Linked DNA regions of Homo sapiens: regions 1 and 3 are each linked to region 2. The links are chromatin contacts, found by Hi-C or POLR2A ChIA-PET in ENCODE. All regions are on one chromosome and are shown on one strand. The core of a region is the stretch at or near the end of the contact, and the rest is flanking DNA. Distances in the headings are between cores, read along the strand shown.

Region 1 (3,758 bases), core at 655-3,154, 75 kb before region 2:
TGAGAAGGGCTATTAGCTCGTCACAATATGTGAACAGGATATATTAATTTGTCATCTATCAAGAAGACAACAGGGGAAATTACAGGTTTCCAAATGTAAGCATTTTGATGATGGGGAGAGAAAGTTCTGGAGCTGGAGATCCCCCAAGGAAGATTCTGGATGGACAGGGCATCAAGGAAAGAACCCCAGTGACCAAACGGAGCAAGCAGAGGAGAGGCAGACCCATGGCTGCCAGGCTGCTTACAGAAGAATGAGGAAGAGAGAAGACAAACTTTGTCAATGTCAGTTCTGCCTGAGCCAACCCTGGCAATGAGTCTGAGGTTATAGGAGGTGATTAGGAGGTGATACTCAATAGACAGTGTTTCCTCCAGTTGACTGCATGCAAAGCACACCCAACCATAAAAGTTGGGTGCAGTCAATAGGATGGGTCTGCCTGGTCTAAGTTAAGACTCCTAATTAAGCAGCAGATACAACTGGAAGAATCTCAGATGTGAGTGTTCTTCCTAATATACACATACACACACAGGCACGCACACACTCCTGACCTTGCAGCACTGTTTTCTTTTTCTTCCTGGCTCTCTTCCTGGCCTACAGCCCTGGAGGGAAGTTATTTGCAGACTAATTTCCCAGCTGCACAACAAAGAGGACACCTCACCTGGGACGCTGGACTGGAGAACGTTATCCTCGATGCGCTCTGCAATCATGACATGTCGCTGATGAGATCCGTCATAAGTAAAGTAAAACTCAGCATCTTCAGGAAGATACACATTTTTGTCAAACTTCGCATAGATCATCATCTGCCCCTGAAAAAGGAATAAGTCGGGGCATTGTCAGACTTCCTTGTCCTGGCTCTAAGAAAGCACAATACAAAGGACCTGGGTCCATAACAGTGTCATTTGTTATGTTCACTTCATGTGGTTGAGTTCAAATAGCATGAGTGCTTCCTTCCAACAACAACACATTTGACATTAGGGAAGATGCTTCCTGATGTATTTAGGTATGGGTATCAGAGCTGGTTTGTTCTGTTTTTAAAGTTAAAGAACTTCAGGGCACAGGAAAGAATTTTTTCTTTCTTTAAAATGTACTAGATGTAGGAGTGTGGTACTTCGTTGCCGTTTGCTTTTCAAAAATTATTTTTAGAGACAGGGTCTCACTATGTTGCCCAGGCTGGTCTTAAACTCCTCTGCGCAAGCAATCCTCCCACTTCAGCCTCCCTGGTAGCTGGGGCTACAAGGATGTGCCACCACACCCAGCAGTCTTCTACTCTGAATTTCTACCAGCTGAACATCATGGCTTGAGTTAATTTTTATCCTGTATCCAAAATTCCATTATTAGTACAAAAGTTCATGATAATTATTCTTAGCTCTGGCCTCACCCTGTGCTAGACCATAGTCAGCTGTAAGAATCTTAAATATTTACAAACATTGCCAAATAAATAGGACTACTCCCTCCCCCTTGCTATGCTATTTCCATTTGCTATTTCTCTTCTCTGAGGGGTTTCCAAGTGCTCTTTCCTCACACTTTCTCTTAAGAGCTTCTGGTTGGCACAAAGCCCTGCAAAGTGCCTTGGTCCCAAGGAGAGGAGCTGCCACCTCAGGTCACCGAGGCATCCTCTGAGGACTAATGTCAAAGGAAGTGGGGCAGCAGGCTGGGGCTCTCGGGTATTTCATCATCCTGAGGCTTTGCGGAGGGGCTACAGCAGCCGTGTTGCACCCAGGGGAACAGCAGCTATGGTAGGGACTGCCAGGTCATCTCCAGACCCCAGAGGCTTTGAAGGATTTGTGCTACTCCCTACCGAAAACACAAAAAGCAATACAAAGTGGGGCCTCCAGAGAGAGAGCGCATTCTGCCCAGCCTGTGGGAGTGGCGGGGAAATGGAAACCTGGAGGTGGAAAGGGTCGCCCACTTTGGAGGGCTTCCAGAGCTCGGCCCTGCGTGGAGAAGCATCTGGGCTTTTGTGTGCTTGTCCAACAAAAACAAACCTGCTCGCCAAGATATCCTTACCCTATGATAGAGGAGAAAGTGAACAGATAAAAGCCTACACAGACTCCTTAACATCAATTTGCCTCTGACAAATATTAGCAAGATATTTCACAGGACACTAAGAGTTAAGCCAATCAGGATCAAAAACAAAATCGGTGTAGGGTTTTCTAGTAGTCACATGGTTATTTAATCTCAGTTTTTTACAATAAACAAACAACTATGCTTTTCTAGTGGTTTAAAATGTATCACACACACAGTTATCGGAAATTATGAAATGGTATAAATACAAAGTATAGAGTTCTGAAAAAAAATCACTGGTTGGCAGTTTTGAATTGCCCTTTTTCTGCATATGAGCATGCGTGTGTATGTGCACACATAAACGTAATCAATAGAAAAGCAACACGCCAAGAAAAATCTACCATACAATAGCTTCCAAAAAAGTTCAGGAAGGAGATCTGAAAAGCAAAAAACAACAAATGTCTAACATGACTGAGAGAGGAAACTTAGACAAAATTCCATTTCCTAAAAAAGGAAGAACAGCTTGCTTTAGTCATGTTCCTGGTTTCTAAAGAGACTGTTAACTATCCACAGGCAGAATCTGACCTGACCTGTTCGTGATTTTTTTTAAATAAAAAAACAAATTATATAAACAGATCAAAAATTTTCACAGATCACAAGGATATCTAATCTGCATCTATTCAAAACAACGATCATATTACTATTTTATTCGGTTGGGTGGACAAGGACTACAGCTTATGAGAGTTTAATTGCAACCCTTTCCAACACAATACAACCCTGAACATTACAGTCTTGTAATTCATCACGCCTGCCTTCCAAGAACCATGCCATGCTTTACACTAGTGAAAGGATAACCAACAGTCATGTGAGTAATAAGACATGCCCATTAAGGAGATTAAAGAGAGATGCCCAGAAGTCCTAACACTCAGAAGATATTCAGCAATAAAAAAAGTCTCTTATATGGTAACCAGAAAAACATCAGAAAGACCCAGTTAAAGATGCTATGGAAGAAGAAGGGGGTGATACAGAAACCAACAGAGAGACCCACTTAGACAGAAATGGATGGGCAGGAGAGGAAGACAAGGAAAGAAAATATGAAGATGAAATAACACGGACATTTTCATTCAGAAAAGGCAGATAAAGCTCAAAGGAGACGGATTTAGATAAAGCTACTTAGGAGATCAGCAGGAAGAACGGCCTTCTGAAAGAATATGCAAGTACAGCTTAAATAGCCAACCACAGGTGGCAGTTTTTTGGGTAAGAGTGGGATCTTTCTAACCACTGAGTCCACTGAAAATCTGCTACTTTTCTAAAAAGGCCACCGATTTCATATATGGCAAAGACAAAATTCCAATGTACAGAATTCCAAAGTATCTCTTTCAGTTCCCCATCTGGATCCAATTACATTCTTTGTTTCAGGCAATTGAAAACTAGAAACTTTCCTAGATAAATTTGTTGGCATAAATATCAGAATCACTCTGCTTCTACATAGAAACAATAGAGATGTGTTCTCACCTTTCTATAAACTCACTATATCCAAAATAAAAAACACTCAAATATGCCACTGAAATTTCTGGAAAAAATAAGAAGCATGCTAGGCAAAATTATCTCCCCAAATTAATCAACAAGTTTAGTGTATTCCAGTCAAAACCCATTTTTCAAATGAAACTCAACAAGCTTATTCTAAAGTTCATCTGGAGGAGTAAATACACTAGAATCGAAATGATATTTTTGAGAGAGAATGTTTGGGCTGTCAA
Region 2 (4,162 bases), core at 142-2,641:
CCTGTGACCAGTGCCTATCCTGAAACTACCTAGGGGCTGCCAGCCACCAGTCACCTCATTAGCATAAAAAATACATCATTTGGGAGATTCTAAGGAGTTTAGGCATTGTATGCCAGGAAACAGGAGAAAGAATGAAGTCAAAATACCGTGTATGTTTCACAATATCATACCTGCTATCCTCAGATAAGGGGACCTCGCATGTTCCTGTCCTCACTTTACATATGAGGAAAGAAAAGCTCAGCAAAGTTGTGGCACTTGACTGAGGTCCAGCAGCTAGAAGTGGCTTAGCAGATGTAAATCCAGCCTGTCTGATCCCATCCCATGTTCTCTGTAGCCTCAGCACAAAGTCCTTTTGTAACATACAACTGGTCTGAAAGACAGTGATTTGCTTGGCTAAAAGACAGCAAAAGCTTCACAGTTAGGAATACAGGCTTGGGAACAAGCTGCATTGAATCTCAGCTATGGTATGTTTTGTTTTTGGTTTTGTTTTTGTTTTGAAACAGAGTCTCACTCTGTCACCCAGGCTGGAGAGCAGTGGCACAATCAAGGCTCACTGTAGCCTTGACCTCCCCAGTTCAAGTGATCCTCCCACCTCAGCCCTCTGAGTAGCTGGAACTGCAGGAGCATACCACCACACCCACCTTTTTTTTTTTTTTTTAAAGAGATGGAGTGTCACTCTGTTGCCCAGGCTGGTCTTGAACTCCTGAGCTCAAGCAATCCTCCCACCTCAGCCTCCCAGTGTTGGGATTACAGGTGTGAACCACTGCCCCGGCCTACAGTATGTCTTAATTGCATGACTTTAGGTTCACTATTTTACTTTCCTTGGCCAGTTCCTCGTCTGTCAAGTAGAATTAATCATAGTACCTATCCCAAAGACTGTTGTGACGATTAAGAGATTTGATAGGGTAAAAAGAGAAAAAACTTAGTGTCTACCAGAAACACTAAATGCTAGTTGCAACTATTAACTATTATTATTATTATTACATGTTAAGTATATAAAAGGATTTTTTAAGACTTTGAATATTTATTTCAAATGAAATCACTCAGAATCTCTAAATATTAAACTGACCAAAATGACTCAGCAGTAACTGGTAATTGGGGCCAGGAGGGTCTGAAATAGGCCTACCCAGCTCAGCCTAAACCTGATGGCCCAGAGAAACCTCCAGGGATCAGGAATTCCAAATACATTGTACCAAATAAATGTAAGACATAAAGCTCCACAGAATTTTATTTGATTTTATAGAGCTGAATGGTCCCCCTACAGTTTGAAAATTCAAAGGACAGAGCAACAACTATTGAGGTAATTCTATTTGCCATGTTAGTTTGAAACTTTCTGCATTTGGAAGGAAATGCTGACTCACAGTTCCTTATACTAACCTAGGAATGTAGGCTTATAATTGCATTTCACAACTGTTATACTAACTGGAAAAGAACAGTAAACAGCTGGGAGATAAGGCCAAGTCTAAGTAAAAACCTTCAATGCCAGCACAATGGAAATGGGTAGGGAGACAGTATTTGAAATAAACCTATTATTGAACACACAACAGTGTCTATAGACCTGTTTCAGACTACAGTTATCTACCTGAGTTATGCAGGTCTAAGCTGCTTTAAGTGAAAGGGTTGAATTATTTGGTAAACTCAGTGGGGAGATGTCTGAAGATTAGAAAGGAAACAACAAAGTAACTGTTCACTAAGATCTCATTAATTCAAACTAATGGTGGTTGTGGGGATAGGGAGGAAGGAGAGCCAGTCAGTCTGAAATTGTGCAGCCTAACGTTTATAAAGTACAAAGAGGAGCACAAGCTAGCTGCTAACAAAATGTTCCGCCAAACCTGTCACACTCACTTGTATTTCGCAGGATATATTTGCACACAAAGTGATTAAGCCCTTTAAAAGCTTGTTCTCAATCTATCAGACATCACCTTTACAATCTTACTTATGCTATGAGTCTGTTTAATGTATTGTTCATGTCAACGCAAAGCTCAATCATCACTCAAGCATCATGGGCAAGATACGACCTACCAAGGTATCAATTTCCTCATTAGCAATAAATTTCTAAAGTATGTCTTTCATGTCCAAAACCCAATGTACTGTCACTTACTATGTGCAAAGCACTATGCAGGCCATCTAGGGAAGGATATTAAAATATATAGAATGCTGACTGTATCATTGATGAGCTCAGAATCTAGTTGGGATAATATGATCTACATCCATGAGAAGCTAGAGGATGCAAGGAGGAAGACCACTGGACTGGCAGAACATGGTAATGTCAGGCAAGCATAAACAGATAAAGAAGTTCTGTAAATGGAAAGTCGGAGTTCAGTATGAAGACAGATAAGGACATGCTATCTTTAGGAAACACAAAGGAGTTTGAGGGGTTGAAGCAATAGGTTTATGAACCAGAAAGAGCAAACGTCATCAGCCTCCTATGTTTATACATAATCCATCCTTAAAACACACATACTACATTTGTGACAAAAATGAATAGACTTATAGGGGCCAGGAGTCCTTTTGCCAGAGACCCAGCAATAACACTCTTAATTACACATTTCCTTTTAGCCAGAATTTTCAACAACATATATTCTAGCTTTTCCTACATGTGCTTTACTTTTGCCCTCCCCTCACAATGAAATATATTATCAAGTTCTTTGGGAGGCCAAGGCGGGTGGATCACCTGAGGTCAGGAGTTCAAGACCAGCCTGACCAACATAGTGAAACCCCATCTCTACTAAAAATACAAAAAATTAGCCAGGTGTGGTGGCAGACGCCTGTAATCCCAGCTACTCTGGAGGCTGAGGCAGGAGAATCGCTTGAAACCGGGAGGCGGAGGTTGCAGTGAGCTGAGATCGCGCCACTGCACTCCAGCCTGGGTGACAGAGCGAGATTCCGTCTCAAAAAAAAAAAAAAAAAAAAAAAAAAAAAAAAAAATATATATATATATATATATATATATATATATATATATATATATAATCAAGTTCAATGAAAACCCAGCTGATACTGACAATTCTCTGCTTGGGCACACCTAAGTATCGCTGTATTGTTTCTCACAACTGCATGTGATCATATCAAATTTATCAGATCCTTGCTTCTTCATCAATATCTCATTTCTATTTATTTTCCCCTCATTTTTATAAAGGTAGAGCAAGAAAAGTAATAAATCACATAGACAAGAGTCATGCTGCTAAAACTGAACTGGCGGGTACAAAAGCCCAAAAGTTCATTCATTTGCTGATACCTAAAAGTCTGAGTTCAGTATGAAAAGATTGCTTCTTGTGGAGTAGCTCTTCAATCTATCAACGTTTAAGGTAGCAATCTGGCAATGTCTCCCAGAGAAGTAAAGGAATGTATTACTGTGAAAGGAACACTTGGGTCAGGTCCTAGATAAAGCCTGGCTGAGAAACTTGCTCTTACTTTTGTAAGCTACAGGGTTTCCCACTTTTTACTTTGATGAGGGAGGGTAACTCTCCCTAGAGTCTTATGTGGGATTGCTGGAAATTAATGCAACATTAATTAAGCCATGAGTTCATAACATATGGTCCATCAACAAACTTTATAGAGGCCATGAATTCCATGAAATTAGATGCAAATTATTCTGTGCATGTATATTTTTCTGTCAAGATTCTACAGTTTTCATCGGATTCTCAAGGGCCCGTTAGACCTGAAAAAAAAAGGCTAAGAATGCTTCTTTTAAACCATGCCAGACATCAAAATTTCGCTCTGTGAAAGCCCATGTAAGGAGGATGAAAAGACATGCTCCAGAGTGGGAGAAAATATTTGCAAACCACATATCCATCAAAGGGCTAGTATGCAAAATATATAAAGAACTCTCAAGCAATGCAATTAGAAAATTGACAAAAGACATGAACAGACATTTCACTAAAAAGGATATACAGATGGCAAATGAATATTTTCAACATCATTAGCCATTGGGGAAATGGAAATTAAAATCACAATGAGATATCAATGCATACCATTCAAAATGGCTAACACACAAAAAAAGTGCCATCACCAAATGCTATAGCAGATATGGAAAAACTGGTTTTTTTGCTGGTAGAGATGCAAAACAATAAAGCCACTCTGGAAAGCAGTTTAGCAGTTTCTTAAAACCGAACATGCAACTGCCACCAGCAACTGTGCAAAAGGGCATTTTCTCCTTGGA
Region 3 (3,638 bases), core at 561-3,060, 68 kb after region 2:
AATATAACTACACTGCAGGGGTTGTGGAAGAAATAAACTAGCCTAAGTGCTTTTGAAAAGCTTTTGATACTATAAGGCTTAAAACAAAAAGAACTGTGCACAAATGCCATAGACTTATTAATAAATCTATATCTCACCTGGGCATAGGTTATTCTACAACATTTTTTATATGCATGCTAGGATTAAACAAGTAAGTGAGTATTTATAGATGAAAGCCATGTTTCCCATTGTTGGAGAAAGAAATTACAGATAAAAAAAAAGAAGTAAAGTAGAATAAACCCTATGGCATCAAATTGAAAGAAGCAGTATGAAAGAAGCAGTGCACAGATAAACAGACACAATCATAAACATAGGACCAGGCACAGTGGCTCACACCTGTAATCCTGGCACTTTGGGAGGCTGAGGCAGACGGATCAGGAGTTCAAGACCAGCCTGGCCAACATGGAGAAACTCTGTCTCTACTAAACATTAGCCAGGTGTGGTGGTGCATGCCTCTCATCTCAGCTACTCAGGAGGCTGAGGCAGGAGAATGGCTAGAACCCAGGGGGCAGAGGTTGCAGTGAGCTGAGATCATGCCACTGCATTCTAGCCTGGGTGACACAGCGAGAATGTCTCAAAAAAAAAACAAACCATAAACATAGATATGTGTGTACCAGTATACATTTATATATATTTTCCAGCTCTGTCCACACACACACACACACACACACACACTCACACACAAAAGAGCCTGGGAGTAATGACACCCTGGAAGCAATGAGCACACCTAGAGCTCAGAACTTGCATTCTATCACTCTCCAATAACTTCTTGGAGAGGTATTTGATTGCAGAGCTGGAGCAGCAAAAATATCAGATGAACCAGGAACATTTTGTGCCAGCAAACAAGGAAGTGCTCGAAAAAGGATGGGGGAATGTTGAAAGGATGCAGAAGCCAGCCTGAAGGAACTCCCAATAACCAAAGCTGGAACAGCTGGAGCAACAAAAGACATAATAACAGTATTGGATTATAACCCATAGAACAAAATAAATATTCATGAGCCCATACTCATGGATAAATGGGGTAGAAGGGACAACTCGTCATCACCAAAGAATTCCAGTCATGAAGGGAAAAGATAATCTTCATTTCAACCCCTAGTATTAATTGTGACAGGCAAGGTCCACTAGCGGGTGCTAAAATTAGTGAACAAAAGTTTAAGCAGAAACATGATATTTACATACTCTCAAGTATCTCCCCCAAGATATTTCTCAATTACAAAAAAAATAATAATAACTTAATGATGGAGAAACCTGGCCAACAATACTTTAAGTGATCAAAGTTAACATCACTAGCAAAAAGACACATGAACATCAGGAAGGCCTGATATGATATTCTGAAAGAGATACAATATTGCTTCTGTGGTATTCTTGCCAGAAACATGTAACCTAAATCAAATAATGAGAAAACATCAGACAAATCCAAACTGGGAGACTTTCTGCAACATAGCTGACCAATATTCATCACAAGTTACAAGGTGCTGAAGAACGAGGAATGACTCAGGAACCATCACAGATTGTAGCAGATAAGAAGACAGAACAACTACATGCAATGTAGCATCCTGGATTGGATCCTAAAACAGAAAAAGGAGACGGGGTGCAGGAGGAAGGGACTGGTGAAACCGGTATGTTTTAGTTAATAGCGCACACCGATGTTAATTTCCTGGTTTTGATCATTGTATTGTGGTTATGTAAGTTGTTAACATTAGGGGAGGTGGAGTGAAGCCTCACTATTCTTGGAACTTTTCTGTAAGTGCCAAAGGATTTCAAAATAAAAATAAAATGAAACTTTTAAGGTTCTAAAGCCTTCTCTATCCTTGAAAGTTCCATTTTTGTCTAATTCTCAAGAGATCAAAGACTCATTTCCTTGTTTGGTCCAGACAGAGCAAGCCACCTCCCTCTGGTAGCCCTGCTCACCCCATCTCAGGTCTGACATTTGCCCTCCTCCCTCCCTGAATCAACATCCAAGCAGCAAACATTTATTTTTGCTGCGTGTCACACCCTGTGTGTGAGGCTGATATGGTTCCTGTCTTCTCACCGCTTACTTCTCTTACCAATTCAACCCGTGTCAGCTACTGGGAAAGTAACTCACTGCTCACATGTGAAATATTGCCCTTAGTCCTGTTTTTCCAGAATGGATCCAGGAGATCCATATTCTTATCTCCTATGCTGTTAAGAAAGAAATCCAGAGATAAACTAATACATGTTACTATTTGGACTATTGATATAAAGCCTGTATCAGTAGACCTGAACATTACATTAATGTTCCTCTATCAAATGACTTCCATGTCCTGTTTCCTAAGAAAATGTATAAGTGATAACATGGCCTACTTATAGCAATAGCACAGTGTTTTATTTATAGTGACAACCAGTTATCTAAGGTTTCTTCGCAAGAGCTTGATGGAATCATCTTTTAATGACAGAAATCATCATATCATTATGACTTGAAGAAAAAGAAAAAAGAAACTGCAACAAGCATTACTAGTTTGTAGTAAAGATACTAGAAACCTATTGACTTAGGCAATGGTAGATTATTTTAAAAAACAAAACAAGAAAAGATCATAAAATAAAACTACATCAGGAGCTTGGTGATCTAAGTCCAAAGCAGAGTATCCCTACTAACTACAGCCAACCCTTGAACAACACAGGGGTTAGGGACACCCACCCCCCCATGCAGTCAAAAATCAGCATACAACTTTGGACTCCCCAAAAACTTAACTACAAATAGCCTACTGTTGACCAGAAGCCTTACTGATAATATAAACAGTCGATTGACATATATTTTGTATATTATACATATTATATACTGTATTCTTACAATAAGGCTAGAAAAAGAAAAATATTATTAAGAAAATCATAAGAAAGACAAAATATTTTTACAGTACTGTATTTATCAATATCATAAGTTTACGTCATCTGTTTATAAGATGAATCATCTGTCTAAAATGGCGGCAACTGCAGCTGCAGTCTTCAATCTATGGTTTGTATCAAGAAATTCAACTTTTTATTGTAATGTCATGATTTTTCTCTGCTTCTTGGGAGCACTTCCATCATCACTAGTGGTACTCTGTATAGATCTCATGGTGTTATTCAAAGTTTACCATATTGAAACTAAACATGACGAAAAATGTGCGAGAACCGAGAGAGATGGCAATTTACTGGAGAGATGAGCTACTCACTCAGAGGCGATTAGCATCACATGATGTTTTAAGCAGATATTCGCAACACTTGAGCTCACTGAAATAACAACAGGAAGTGGCTATGAAATTACTACAGTAGTACAGTATGTACTACAGTCTATTTTATGCAATTAAAATTCAATACTGCATCTTTACATTTGTTTAGATTTCTCTCTAGTGTGAGTGGTGCTATGTAACATCTGTAGGTGTGTGTATAAGTTTTGATAAATTTTAACTTTGAATAACAGATTTGTATATATTTTACAGTAGCAAATGACTTTTAAAAGACTAGTATATACATACATCTTATGCATCCATGACATATCTTCATCTTAATTTTTTGGTATTTCTAGTCTACTTGGTTCATCTGCGAGTGTTTTTGAATTGTTGCAAATCTCCAAAAAAATTTTTAATATATTTAGTTCA

What was found. Hi-C counts contacts between places; a loop is a spot of excess contacts on that map. ChIA-PET counts read pairs that join two places held with the same protein, here RNA polymerase II (POLR2A). Pooled maps may share reads with other maps.
Region 1: a loop to region 2 is called in a map of aorta, with 2.0 times the contacts of the local background. The contact joins two enhancer-like sites. A Hi-C loop is called at or near these places in 1 of 168 maps with a recorded cell type or tissue (aorta), 2 of 37 single-sample maps with no recorded cell type and 7 of 50 pooled maps. POLR2A ChIA-PET finds 5 or more read pairs at or near these places in 3 of 52 experiments (GM12878, T-cell and WTC11).
Region 3: a loop to region 2 is called in a map of endothelial cell of umbilical vein, with 6 times the contacts of the local background. The contact joins two enhancer-like sites. A Hi-C loop is called at or near these places in 1 of 168 maps with a recorded cell type or tissue (endothelial cell of umbilical vein), 1 of 37 single-sample maps with no recorded cell type and 4 of 50 pooled maps. POLR2A ChIA-PET finds 5 or more read pairs at or near these places in 4 of 52 experiments (GM12878, HepG2, PC-9 and 1 more).

The regions. Positions count from the first base shown.
Region 1 is chr5:73,746,882-73,750,639 of GRCh38, reverse strand. It overlaps ARHGEF28 (Rho guanine nucleotide exchange factor 28), which reads right to left. Exons shown (of 36, transcript NM_001177693.2): 3 at 656-803. Among named protein-coding and RNA genes, the nearest start is that of ARHGEF28, 120 kb to the right of the region's middle. RefSeq lists silencers at 422-716, 1,822-2,116 and an enhancer at 2,890-3,471. Within about 2 kb of position 1,904, at least 11 of the 41 ENCODE cell types and tissues checked have a DNase peak (open chromatin) inside an H3K27ac peak, as active enhancers do.
Region 2 is chr5:73,670,505-73,674,666 of GRCh38, reverse strand. All of the region lies in intron 1 of ARHGEF28 (Rho guanine nucleotide exchange factor 28), which reads right to left. Among named protein-coding and RNA genes, the nearest start is that of ARHGEF28, 46 kb to the right of the region's middle. Within about 2 kb of position 1,391, at least 4 of the 41 ENCODE cell types and tissues checked have a DNase peak (open chromatin) inside an H3K27ac peak, as active enhancers do; they include PC-9, Panc1 and endothelial cell of umbilical vein, where a contact is called at or near this core.
Region 3 is chr5:73,603,793-73,607,430 of GRCh38, reverse strand. No RefSeq gene overlaps it. Among named protein-coding and RNA genes, the nearest start is that of ARHGEF28, 21 kb to the left of the region's middle. Within about 2 kb of position 1,810, at least 6 of the 41 ENCODE cell types and tissues checked have a DNase peak (open chromatin) inside an H3K27ac peak, as active enhancers do; they include PC-9, Panc1 and endothelial cell of umbilical vein, where a contact is called at or near this core.